2 separate regions of the Homo sapiens genome follow, and region 2 is linked to region 1. Evidence: read pairs that join two places in POLR2A ChIA-PET (ENCODE). Cell type or tissue: HCT116. All regions are shown on one strand. Links, peaks and the distances in the headings refer to the core of each region. The heading gives the core; the rest is flanking DNA.

The links. Peaks named below come from ENCODE experiments on the same cell type or tissue, not always from the same donor. Only the 100,000 strongest peaks of a DNase experiment are listed, where the experiment ranks them.
Region 2: POLR2A ChIA-PET joins it to region 1 with 5 read pairs; 2 of 35 experiments call an interaction of 5 or more read pairs at or near these places.

The regions. Positions count from the first base shown.
Region 1 is chr17:42,256,037-42,261,411 of GRCh38, forward strand. All of the region lies in intron 1 of STAT5B (signal transducer and activator of transcription 5B), which reads right to left. Among named protein-coding and RNA genes, the nearest start is that of STAT5B, 18 kb to the right of the region's middle. In HCT116, for the core only: no CTCF peak of the experiment used is centred there; no DNase peak of the experiment used is centred there.
Region 2 is chr17:42,104,881-42,110,255 of GRCh38, forward strand. DHX58 (DExH-box helicase 58) reads right to left here. Exons shown (of 14, transcript NM_024119.3): 6 at 4,390-4,506; 7 at 3,102-3,228; 8 at 2,724-2,915; 9 at 856-1,109; 10 at 138-287; 11 at 1-47. Among named protein-coding and RNA genes, the nearest start is that of DHX58, 5.1 kb to the right of the region's middle. RefSeq lists enhancers at 1-456, 457-1,388, 2,811-2,870, 3,032-3,544 and silencers at 2,971-3,020, 2,975-3,190, 3,031-3,130. In HCT116, for the core only: no CTCF peak of the experiment used is centred there; a DNase peak (open chromatin) is centred at 3,021; H3K4me3 peaks cover 1,141 bases.

The sequences.
Region 1 (5,375 bases), core at 316-5,315:
AACCTCCAGCCTGGGTGACACAGAGAAACTCCATCTCAAAATAAAAGGTTAAAAATGGTAAATTTTATGATATATATACGTAACTCCACAATCTTTAAAATGGGGTTAAAAAACCAGTTTTTGCCTAATAAACTCACATTTTTTCTATCTTTAATGCTGAAATCCAAAGGAAACAAAGAGATATTTGCTGTCTCCTCTCTCTTCTCCCCCATCCCCCCAACTTTTTTTGAGACAGCGTCTCACTCTGTGGCCCAGGCTGGTCTCTAACTCATGGGCTCAAGTGACCCTCCTGGCTCAGCCTCCCATAGTACTGGGATTATAGGCATGAGCCACTGCACCCAGCCCCCTCTCTTTTCTTTCTTCCACAGTAAAAGGCACACTTTCAGTCCTTCTGAGGGTTGAAGTTCTCTGGATACACCTGCTGTATTGAGATTAAAGGGGAATACAATAGTCTTTCCTTATCTGAGATTTTGTTTTCTATGGTTTCTGTTACCCACAGTACAGCATAGTAAGATACAGTATTTTAAGATAGACTACATTCGGCCAGGCACAGTGGCTCACGCCTGTAATCCCAGCATTTTGGGAGGCTGAGGCGAGCAGGTCACGAGGTTAGGAGATCGAGACCATCCTGGCTAACATGGTGAAACCCCGTCTCTACTAAACAAAATACAAAAAATTAGCCGGGTGTGGTGGCAGATGCCTGTAGTCCCAGCTACTGGGGAGGCTGAGGCAGGAGAATGGCATGAACCCAGGAAGCAGAGCGTGCAGTGAACGGAGATTGCGCCACTGCACTCCAGCCTGGGTGACAGAGCGAGACTCTGTCTCAAAAAAAAAAAAAAAAAAAAAAAAAAAGACTACATACTTGTTCTATTTTATTATCATTGTTCTTAATCTCTTACTGTGCCTAATTTATAAATTGAACTTTATCATAATTATATATGCATAGGAAAAAACAATATATATATGTAGGGTTCAGTATTACCTGAGGTTTCAGGCATCCCTTGGGATAAGGCAGGACTACTATACTTATTTAACAGATACTTATTGAGTAACTATTACATGTTGGGCTCTGTTCTAGGTACTAAGAATGTGGCAGTGAACAAAACAGACATGCTTTATGTAACTTAGATTCTGGTATGTAATATTAAATACTTTAAAGTTTAAATAAATAATTGTGCCCCTGCTACACTTTCTAGTTTTTGTTTTTATTCTTCTTCTCTTTATTTCTGTTGGGAGAAAACAGATACCACCTGACAATTGAATCTTACAGGTCAATGACAAAGTCTGTGTGTTCAAACCAGTATCTGGGAAGAAGTTTTAAAAGCACCTCCACAACATCAAACAGGGGGATTACTGGCTTTTGTGAAGTCTTGGTGATGCAAAAGCAATTTCTGATAAAACCAGAACATCTGTTCATCCCTGCTGAAAGCCTATCATCTTTATGGAGCTATTGTATGTGCAAAACAAATCGGGTCCAATCAAGGATTCCACAGTTAAGATCATTTCAGTGTGGCATTATTCCAGCTTTGGTCCAGGACATACAGTTTTATTTACAGGATAACTTTCATGATTGCCACAATCAAATCAAATCCTTTGTCTTTCAAAGGTGATTTGCAGATTCAATCTTCACAAAGCACTAAAAATATAGAGCATGGAGTTAAAAATTCACAATGGGACCACACACAAATAGCAGTACAGGGTGGTAGATAGCTAGCCAATGTTTACTTTCTTCTTTTTCCCATAGAATAAAATATAGGTCAAATTCTACTAAAACAACAAATACCACCACAGTGAAAACCTAGGTATAACAAAAATATTTTGAAACACTTAAAAATGTCCATGTGTTTCTTAATCCAACACAATATACTTTTATAGAATCAATATAATGAATTTTATGAGAGTGCTGAATCCTAACCACTAGACAACCAGGGAATTATAATGAATTTTAAATCAAAAGAATGACTCCTTAGAGCATAACAACTTTGTGTCCGCTCTTTAATTTTCATCTTTAGGGACATATTTTAAATATTTCAAAATAGGCTGTCACAGTATATTTGGAAGAAAGGAATTTGTTTCCCTTTATGGAAATCATCCTCAAATGTATTGAGGAATAATTTTACATTCAATAAATTACATCAGGATGTTTCCAATGTTATAATGAACCTACTTTTGGCAACATAGTAAAATAAAGGGGTTCCTAAAGCCCACCCATTAGTAAAAGTTATTGAATATTTTATTTAACATTAAAAGGTCAACTAATTTGGCTTAGATGTCAGGCAATATCCAAAGAAACACAGAAGTTCTAGCCATTTCTTCAAAGGTTCCTTCTGAAATCAGGTATCCTTTAAAAAGACCATTAAGGCTGGGCACGGTAGCTTATGCCTGTAATCCCAGCACTTTGGGAGGCTGAAGCGGAAGGATCACCTGAGGTCAGGAGTTTGAGACCAGCCTGACGAACATGGTGAAACCCTGTCTCTACTAAAAATACAAAAATTAGCTGGGCATGGTGGAACTTGCCTGTAATCCCAGCTATCTGGGAGGCTGAGGCACGAGAATCACTTGAACCTGGGAGACGGAGGTTGCAGTGATCTGAGATCACGCCATTGCACTCCAGCCTGGGAAACAGAGCGAGACTCCGTCTCAAAACAAACAAACAAACAAAACCATTAAGATAAACTAAGTAGGAAGTGGCATTACCTAGATTCCAGAATCTCTGCAAGTCTCCCTTCTGAAGCTCCGTTTGTTCAGTATTCCTCACACAGTGGTGTTACCAGTCATGGTGTGAACTTGGCAGTTTAGGGAGGCTACCACCTCACCTAGGGGGAACTAAAAATGATTCCCCTCCCTTAAGTATCTCCTAAGACTACAGCAAAACTGGGGGGAACTCTCTTTTGAAAGGAAAAATTTCATCTGTAACTAGATCCCCAATTTTAAGCATCAACTTGATGTATTTTATAAAAATGAAGAGTAGCTAAGACCAAAAGGTGAATATGATTCTTTTCTAGACAAATTCAGTTTCAAAAATAAAGTTAAACAACACTCTGAAACAAAACAAAAATAACAAAACACCCTGCCTAAAAGTGATTTGACAGTTGAGGTATACCTGAAACAGGGTGGGCTGTTTATTTTTATTCAGAATTTTGTTTTCAGAGATGGGATCTCACTATGTTGCCCAGGCTGACTTGAAACTCTTGGGCTCAAGCGATCCTCCCACCTTGGCCTCCCAAAGTGTTGGGATTACAGGCGTGAGCCACTGCACCTGGCCAGAGAGGGCTTTTCTACTCCCAAGAAATGAGAGGTCCTCTGAAAGCAGGAGCTTCAAGGACATGGGTAATGCTTCAGCCATGCAAGGATGCAGCAGTTTTCAAACAAGAGGGTGCATCTGTGGGTGTCTGGGTGTGTCTTGGGGGTGAGGGAATGGTAGGAAGCTTTAAGGGCATCACTTTCTTTAGGTAAGAGACACTTTTGTGCTGGGCGCGGTGGCTCACGCCTGTAATCCTAACAGTTTGGAAGGCCAAGGTGGGTGGATCACCTGAGGTCAGGAGTTTGAGACCAGCCTGGCCAACACAGCGAAACCCCGTATCTACTAAAAATACAAAAATTAGCCGGGCGTGGTGGCAGGTGCCTGTAATCCCAGCTACTTGGGAGGCTGAGGCAGGAGAATTGCTTGAACCTGTCGGGGGGAGGCTTCAGTGAGCCAAGATCATGCCACTTCACTCGGCAAAATAGCGAGATTCTGTCTCAAAAAAAAAACAAAAAAGAAAGACACTTTTATTTCCTACAGAGCAGTGGCTTCAGTTCCCACAGGGCAAGAGACCCTATTTGTTTTGTTTTATTTTAAGTTCCAGGATACATGTGCAGGATGTGCAGATTTGTTACACAGGTAAACATGTGCCATGGTGGTTTGCTGCACCAAGCGACCCTATTTGTATTTGTTGATTGTAAGCCAGATGTTATAAAGCAGGAGACAGCCCTATATTTCATTTCCCTTCGTTAGAAGGCCTATAGCCACACTGTTTATTATGGTAGCCTCTAGCAGCATGTGCTACCTAAGCACTTGAAATGTAGCTAGTGCGACTGGGGAACTGAATTGCAAATTTTATCTCATTTGAATTAACTTAAATGTAAACCTGGAAACTGGTGTTCAATTTAATACTTGGAAAACCTTTCAGTACGTTTGGAACACCTTCAGTATGTGAATCTACTTTATCAACTGAAAGTTTTATGAAATCTGAACACAGTTCATGCATTTCTGGTGAAAATTTGGTGGCTAAATTGAGAGATTTTATAACTGTAAGATACACACCAGATTTTGAAGCATTCGTACAAAAAAAGGAATGTAAAATATCTCAGTGTTTTTGTGGGCTTTTGGGTTCGTTTGTTTTTTTTTGAGACAGGGTCTCACTCTGTTGCCCAGGCTGGAATGCAGTAGCACGAACACGACTCACTGCAGCCTTAACCTCCTCGGCTCAAGTGATCCTCCCACCTTGGCCTCCCAAGTAGCTGGGACTATAGGTGCACATCACCATGCCTAGCTAATTTTGTTGTTGTTGTTGTTAGAGACTGGGTCTCACTATGTTGCCCAGGCTGGTCTCGAACTCCTGGACTCAAGTGATCCTCCTGCTTTGGCTCCCCAAACTGGCCCAAAATACCTCATTAATCAATAATTTTTATATTGATCAAATGTTGAAATGATAATTTTTATATATTAAAGTATATTGTTAAAATTAATTTTATTTTTACTTTTTATTGTGATACAGACTAAGAAAATTACAATTGGAGCTCACATTATATTTGTATTGAACAGTGCTGGTCTAGAACATAAATATTCCACATACTGTACACAATTATTGCTTAGTTTCCTAGTTTATATGTCTTACCTTTTTTTTTTTTTTCTTGAGACAGAGTCTCATTTTGTCGCCGAGGCTGAAGTGCAGTGGTGCAATCTCAGCTCACTGCAACATCTGCCACCTGTGTTCAAATGATTCTCCTGCCTCAGCCTCCTGAGACTACAGACATGTGCCACCACGCCCGGCTAATTTTTGTATTTTTAGTAGAGACAGGGTCTCACCAAGCGGGCCAGGCTGGTCTCGACCTCCTGACTCAAGTGGTCCGCCCACCTCAGCCTCCCAAAGTGTTAGGATTACAGGCATAATCCACCATGTATGGCCAGAAAACATAATTTTGAATTAAACGAGATTATCATGTTTTTAGGAAGTAGAGGAGGTAAGAGGTGATAAGCAAAAAATAACCAAAAAGAAGAGAATGATTTATTTATGTAGGCATATTGAACAATATATGTTTATAGTTTTATCTTTAATACAGAAAAACACTTATTTACTTCATGCATTTTAATTAACTACTTTATGGATTTA
Region 2 (5,375 bases), core at 117-5,116, 150 kb before region 1:
GCTACAAACGCGTATACACTCTGATCGGCCCGGGCACGGCCCCTGGCCTGGGAAGAGAGACAAGGGGTGTCCTGAGTTGGGCTGGGGCCCCACACAGGATCCTATAAGGGCGGCTGAGTGGAGGAGGATGTGAGTACCTGGACCATGGAGATTTCATTGGTCAAGAGCCCATAACGCACCACCACATTGCAATGTGGGATGTCCAGCCCCTCCTCCGCCACACTCGTGGCCACCAGAAGGTTCAGGGTTCCATCTTGGAACTTCTGGATCACTTCTTGCTGGTCCCTCTGCAGGCGGAGGGCAGGGAGGAGAAAGAGGCTGGTACATGAGGAGGCTCAGACTGACTCCACCTGCCAGAGTAGCCTCTTCTGGTTCAGCCCTCACTCCCAATCTTGGTCCATCTCCCTAGAGTACTTGAATCCCATCTTTATCCCCAGGTACCCCCAGGATCTTGCCCATCTTCCCAGGTAACTGTCCAACCCCTATCTTCCCTAGGGACTCCTAAGGGTCCCTGCCCCTCTAGTCTAGGAAAAACTCTCAAGCCATAGTCTTCTGCAAGGGACCCCAGACCTGATCCTGTGCCCTGAGGAACTGCATCACCCACCTCTTTCCCTACGGACCCCCATGCCCAACCTTCTGCCCCCAAGGACCTCCAGACTGGGAGAGGCTCCAGCACTGGGGAGGTCAGTGTCCGCCCCTCTCCCCTAGCTCCTTGCCCCTCTGCCTGGGGATAGTCAACTTTCTCTTTCCCCAGGGTCTCCCTGCCCCCACCTCTCTGTGCTGAAGACCCTGTTCCCCGCACTTCTCTCCTATGGAATCCCTCCCAGCGCCAGCATCTTTCCCCGAAGCCCACACCTGGGTCATGTGGGTGCTCTGGCTGCTGTTCCCAGCCCCAATCAGTAGCTGGGCCCGGATGTCCACAGTCTGCAGGCCCTGCTGCTGCTGGAGCCAGAGCAGGAGGGAGTGTGCGCTTTGGCGGGTGCGGGTGAAGATGATACCCCGAGGGCTGTTAGAGCTACTGAACTGCCTTTGCAGGATCTTTTCCAGCATCTCCAGTTTTGGATTCTCTGGGCCATGAGTTGCCAAGTGGGCCAGCTCATTCTTGCGGTCTGTCAAAAACCCCAAAATTTAGCTGGGTGTAGTGGCACATGTCTGTAGTCCCAGATACTTGGGAGGCTGAGGGCAGAAGGATCGCTTAAGCCTAGGAGGTCAAGGCTGAAGAGAGCTATGATTGCACCACTGCACTCCAGGCTGTGTAACAGAGTGAGACTCTGTCTGGGAAAAAAAAAAAGAAAGCAAGAAAGCAAGAGAAAGAGAGAGAGAGAAAGAGAGAAGGAAAGAAAGGGAGGGAGGGAAAGAAAGAAAAAAAGGAAAAGAAAGAGAGAGAGAAAGAGAGAAGGAAAGAAGGGAAGGAGGGAAGGAAGGGAGGGAGGGAGGGAAAGAAAGAAAGAGAAAGAAGAAAAGCCCCAGAGGCAGAGGATTCAGATCTTGGAGTGGGGAGGGCACTGGCGGAGGAGGTTCTCACAGCAATAGGACTGTAGGCGTGCAGAAGGTGGGGGGTGGGGGGTGGGGGAAGGATGGAACTCCTGCTCAACTCCCCCACAGCAGCACCAAGAACATATTTAAGGATGCCCTGGCCGGGTGCATTGGCTCACGCCTGTAATCCCAGCACTTTGGGAGGGTGAGGTGAGCGGATCACCTGAGGTCAGGAGTTCGAGACCAGCCTGACAAATATGGTGAAACCCCGTCTCTACTAAAAATACAAAAAAATTAGCTGGGCGTGGTGATGCACACTTGTAGTCCCAGCTACTCGGGAGGCTGAGGCAGGAGAATCACTTGAACCCAGGAGGGGGAGGTTGTAGTGAGCTGGGATGGTGCCATTGCACTCCAGCCTGGGCGACAGAGCGAGACTCCCTCTCAAAAAAACAAAAACAAAAACAAAAAAGGATGCCTCCTACCGAGCCCACTCTCAAGGCCAGCCTCACACCGGGGTCATACAGTACAGAACCTCAGACCAGAACCCTCTTCTCCCCAGTGACCAGGATGACCCTTGAGCTTTTAACTCTGACCTCTGCTACCCAGATCTCTTGAGCCCCAGCCTGTGCTGCGATTTGCAACCTTAAATTTCACCCTCTGACTTTCAGCTTCACTCTCTCAGTCTAAAGGAACCACTCCTAGCTAATCCTTTTAAAAAATCTGGGCCGGGCACAGTGGCTCACACCTGTAATCCCAGCACTTTGGGAGGCAGAGGCAGGAGGATCACTTGAGCCCAGGAGTTAGAGATCAGCCTGGGCAACAAAGCAAGACTCCGCCTCTTCAAAAAAAATTTTTTTTAATTAGCTGGGAGTGGTGGTGCCCACCTGTACGCCTAGCTACTTGGGAAGCTGAAGGGTGAGAATTACTTGAGCCCATTAGGTCGAGGTTGCAGTGAGCTATGATTGCACAACTGTCCTCCAGCCTGGGTGACAGAGCAAGACCCCGACTATTAAAAAAAAAAAAAAAGTCAACAATGTTAATTAATTTTAACAACTAAGCAAAAACCTTCACAAATGAGGAAATAAATCAGTCCTACCCATGGCCTTGGATTTTGGTTAGAAAAATAGGATCTCCACCAGTATCCTCACGGGCACCTTCCCATCCGACCTTGGCGCCTGTGCCCTGGCCTCTGACCTCGCATCCAGGTCCCATCATCCCCGGCCCCGAAGCCCCCTCCCGCCCCTCACCATCGAACAGGGCCAGCAGCCGGCGCTCGGCACACAGGATCTGGGTTTTAGTGACGTGCTCCCTGTGATAGAAATCCTGCAGCGCAGCCAAGGCATCCACGGCGCGGACGGTGTCATGGATGAGCAGCGCGTCATTGTAGCGCCTCAGGTGAAGCGCATACACCCGTTGCTCCTGAAGCCCAGCCAAAGCCGCTGCGGGAAGAGGGCGCAGGGTCTGAGCAGCCCACAGCCCCGCCCCCTGCCCTGCCCCATAGGGCCGTCCCACTCGACTCCACCCCTGGGGTGGATAGGCCCCGCCCCAAAGGCCTCCGCCCCGGCAGGCCCCGCCCCTGACCACTCCCACATCCTCGCCTCCGCCAGAAGGGCTGCCCCTCTCACCAGCCTCACTCAGCTTCACCACCTGCTGCTCATACATTTGCGTCCCAAATTTCCGGCTCAACTCAGGCATCTCCAGGTGGTCATGGATTTGGTCCATGAGCTTCTTCAGCAAGTCCCCAAACGGATCCTGAGCAAGAGGAGAGTTGGAGGGGATTCCCATACACGTTGGAGGATGGGCACCCAGTGGGGGTGCTGACCCCGGCGTGTAGCACACCGCGACTGCCTCACCCATCTGTCTTAGCTGTGGTGTGAGCTCCAGAGGGAGGCCGGCTAGGGTGTGGGGGAGTCCTGCCCTGTCTCACCCGCGATGTGCTCTTACCCTTTGGCCTGGGCACGGTGATGCCTAGTGTAAGGCACATGGACGTGCTTTGGTCAAGGAATAGGCCGAGGCGGACATCCGGGCCAGAGTGACTCAGCGAGTTTGGGGGGCAGGCACGTACTCCACTTGCTATATAACCTGTTTGTGTAAGTTCATACTGGACTCTACTGTCAGTAGAAGGTAAAACTGCCCTGCTGACGCTGTTCACGGAGCTTGGTTCAGCTCGGCACGGCAGGGCACGCTTGCTCGCCCAGAGAGAGAATAATGCTACTAACCCCTGCAAGGGACAGCCGGTCGCCTTGAAGGTGGGCAGTGGGGAGCCAGGAACCCGCTTGTGCCCAGAGGGAAAGAGTTAAGCTGCTGACCCTGACAGAGCTGGCCTTGCCGGCCAGGGAGAGCAGCTGCAGGCGTGGGGGCAGCAGGAGCCACAGGGCCGGAGCAGACAGCCCAGATAAAGGTGGACAGTGTGAGAGAGCCGCTGCTGAATAAAACTACATTTCACCTGCCTATGGCCCCCCAAGGGTTCTTTCAGCTATCTGCTCACTCACTCCCTCCCTCCAGACCACAGCATGGGCTCAAACCTGACCCCAAGTGTAACATTTGGTATAGTTATGGACCTGACACCTAGTCCTTGTCCAGTCCAGTCATGGCAGACACGAGGCCGTGTCCACACTAGAGAGGGCTCAGTAGAGCCTCAGCACAAAGTATCCCTGCTCTCTGGTTTGTAGTGCACTCCCCAGCATGACAGTGATGTGACAGACACCAGTGGTGCCTTCTGAGTCAATCCAAAGAGCGGGCTGTGGGCATGGGCTGTATCTGCCCCATTTCACAGAAAGGAGAAATTGAGGCTTGGATACATAGCAAGTGACCTGAAGTCACAGAGCTAGTGAGGGCAGAGTCAGGGCCCAAGCCTAGGTGTCCTAACTTCACACCGGCTCCCGCTCTCGCCGTGTCCCTGCCCCCGCGTACCTGGCTGCGCCTGTGGCAGAGGTTGTACTGTTTGCAAGGCTGTTGGCTGTGCTCCTGCAGCTGGGGGCAGCAGTTCTGGGGTGACATGATGCACCACGTGTCCAAGTTGGCACAGAGCTGGGGGCAACAGAGGACTTTACTGGAAAGGGAGGGTCTGTGGGGACAATGGTCAAAGATTTGGGGCAGGATGGATCCCAGCTGAGGACAGGAGAATGTGGGCATTCGTCTACTCAAATATTGCTCGCCCTCTCTGTGCCCGTCTTGTTCTAGGCACTGGGGATACAAAGGAACTCAGATTGGAGTTGGAGAGGCAGATAATAAACCAGTAAAAGAATAATAGAACCGGCCAGGCATGGTGGCTCACACCTGTAATCCCAGCACTTTGGGAGGCCAAGGCGGGCGGGTCACCTGAGGTCAGGAGTTTGAGACAGCCTGGCCAACGTGGTGAAACCCCACCTCTACTAAAAATACAAAAATTAGCCAGGCATGGTGGCACGCGCCTGTAGTCTCAGCTACTCGGGAGGCTGAGACAGAAGAATCACTTGAACCCGGGAGGTGGAGGTTGCAGTGAGCCAAGATCGTGCCACTGCACTCCAGCCTGGGTAACAGAGACTCCGTCTCAAAAAAAAAAAAAGAGGCTGGGCACAGTGGCTCACGCCTGTAATCCCAGCACTATGGGAGGCCAAGGCAGGTGAATCACGAGGTCAGGAGTTCGAGACCAGCATGGCCAACACGGTGAAACCCCGTCTCTACTAAAAATACAAAAAATTAGCTGGGCATAGTGGTGGGTGCCTGTAATCCCAGCTACTCGGGAGGCTGAGGCAGGAGAATCGCTTGAACCTGGGAGGCGGAGGTTGCAGGGAGCCGAAATCATGCCACTGCCCTCCAGCCTGGGCGACAGAGTGAGACTCCATCTCAAAAAAAAAAAAAAAAAAGAAAACAATAAAACCTTGCAGAGCGCATTAACAAGCTCTGAAGAGGATAGC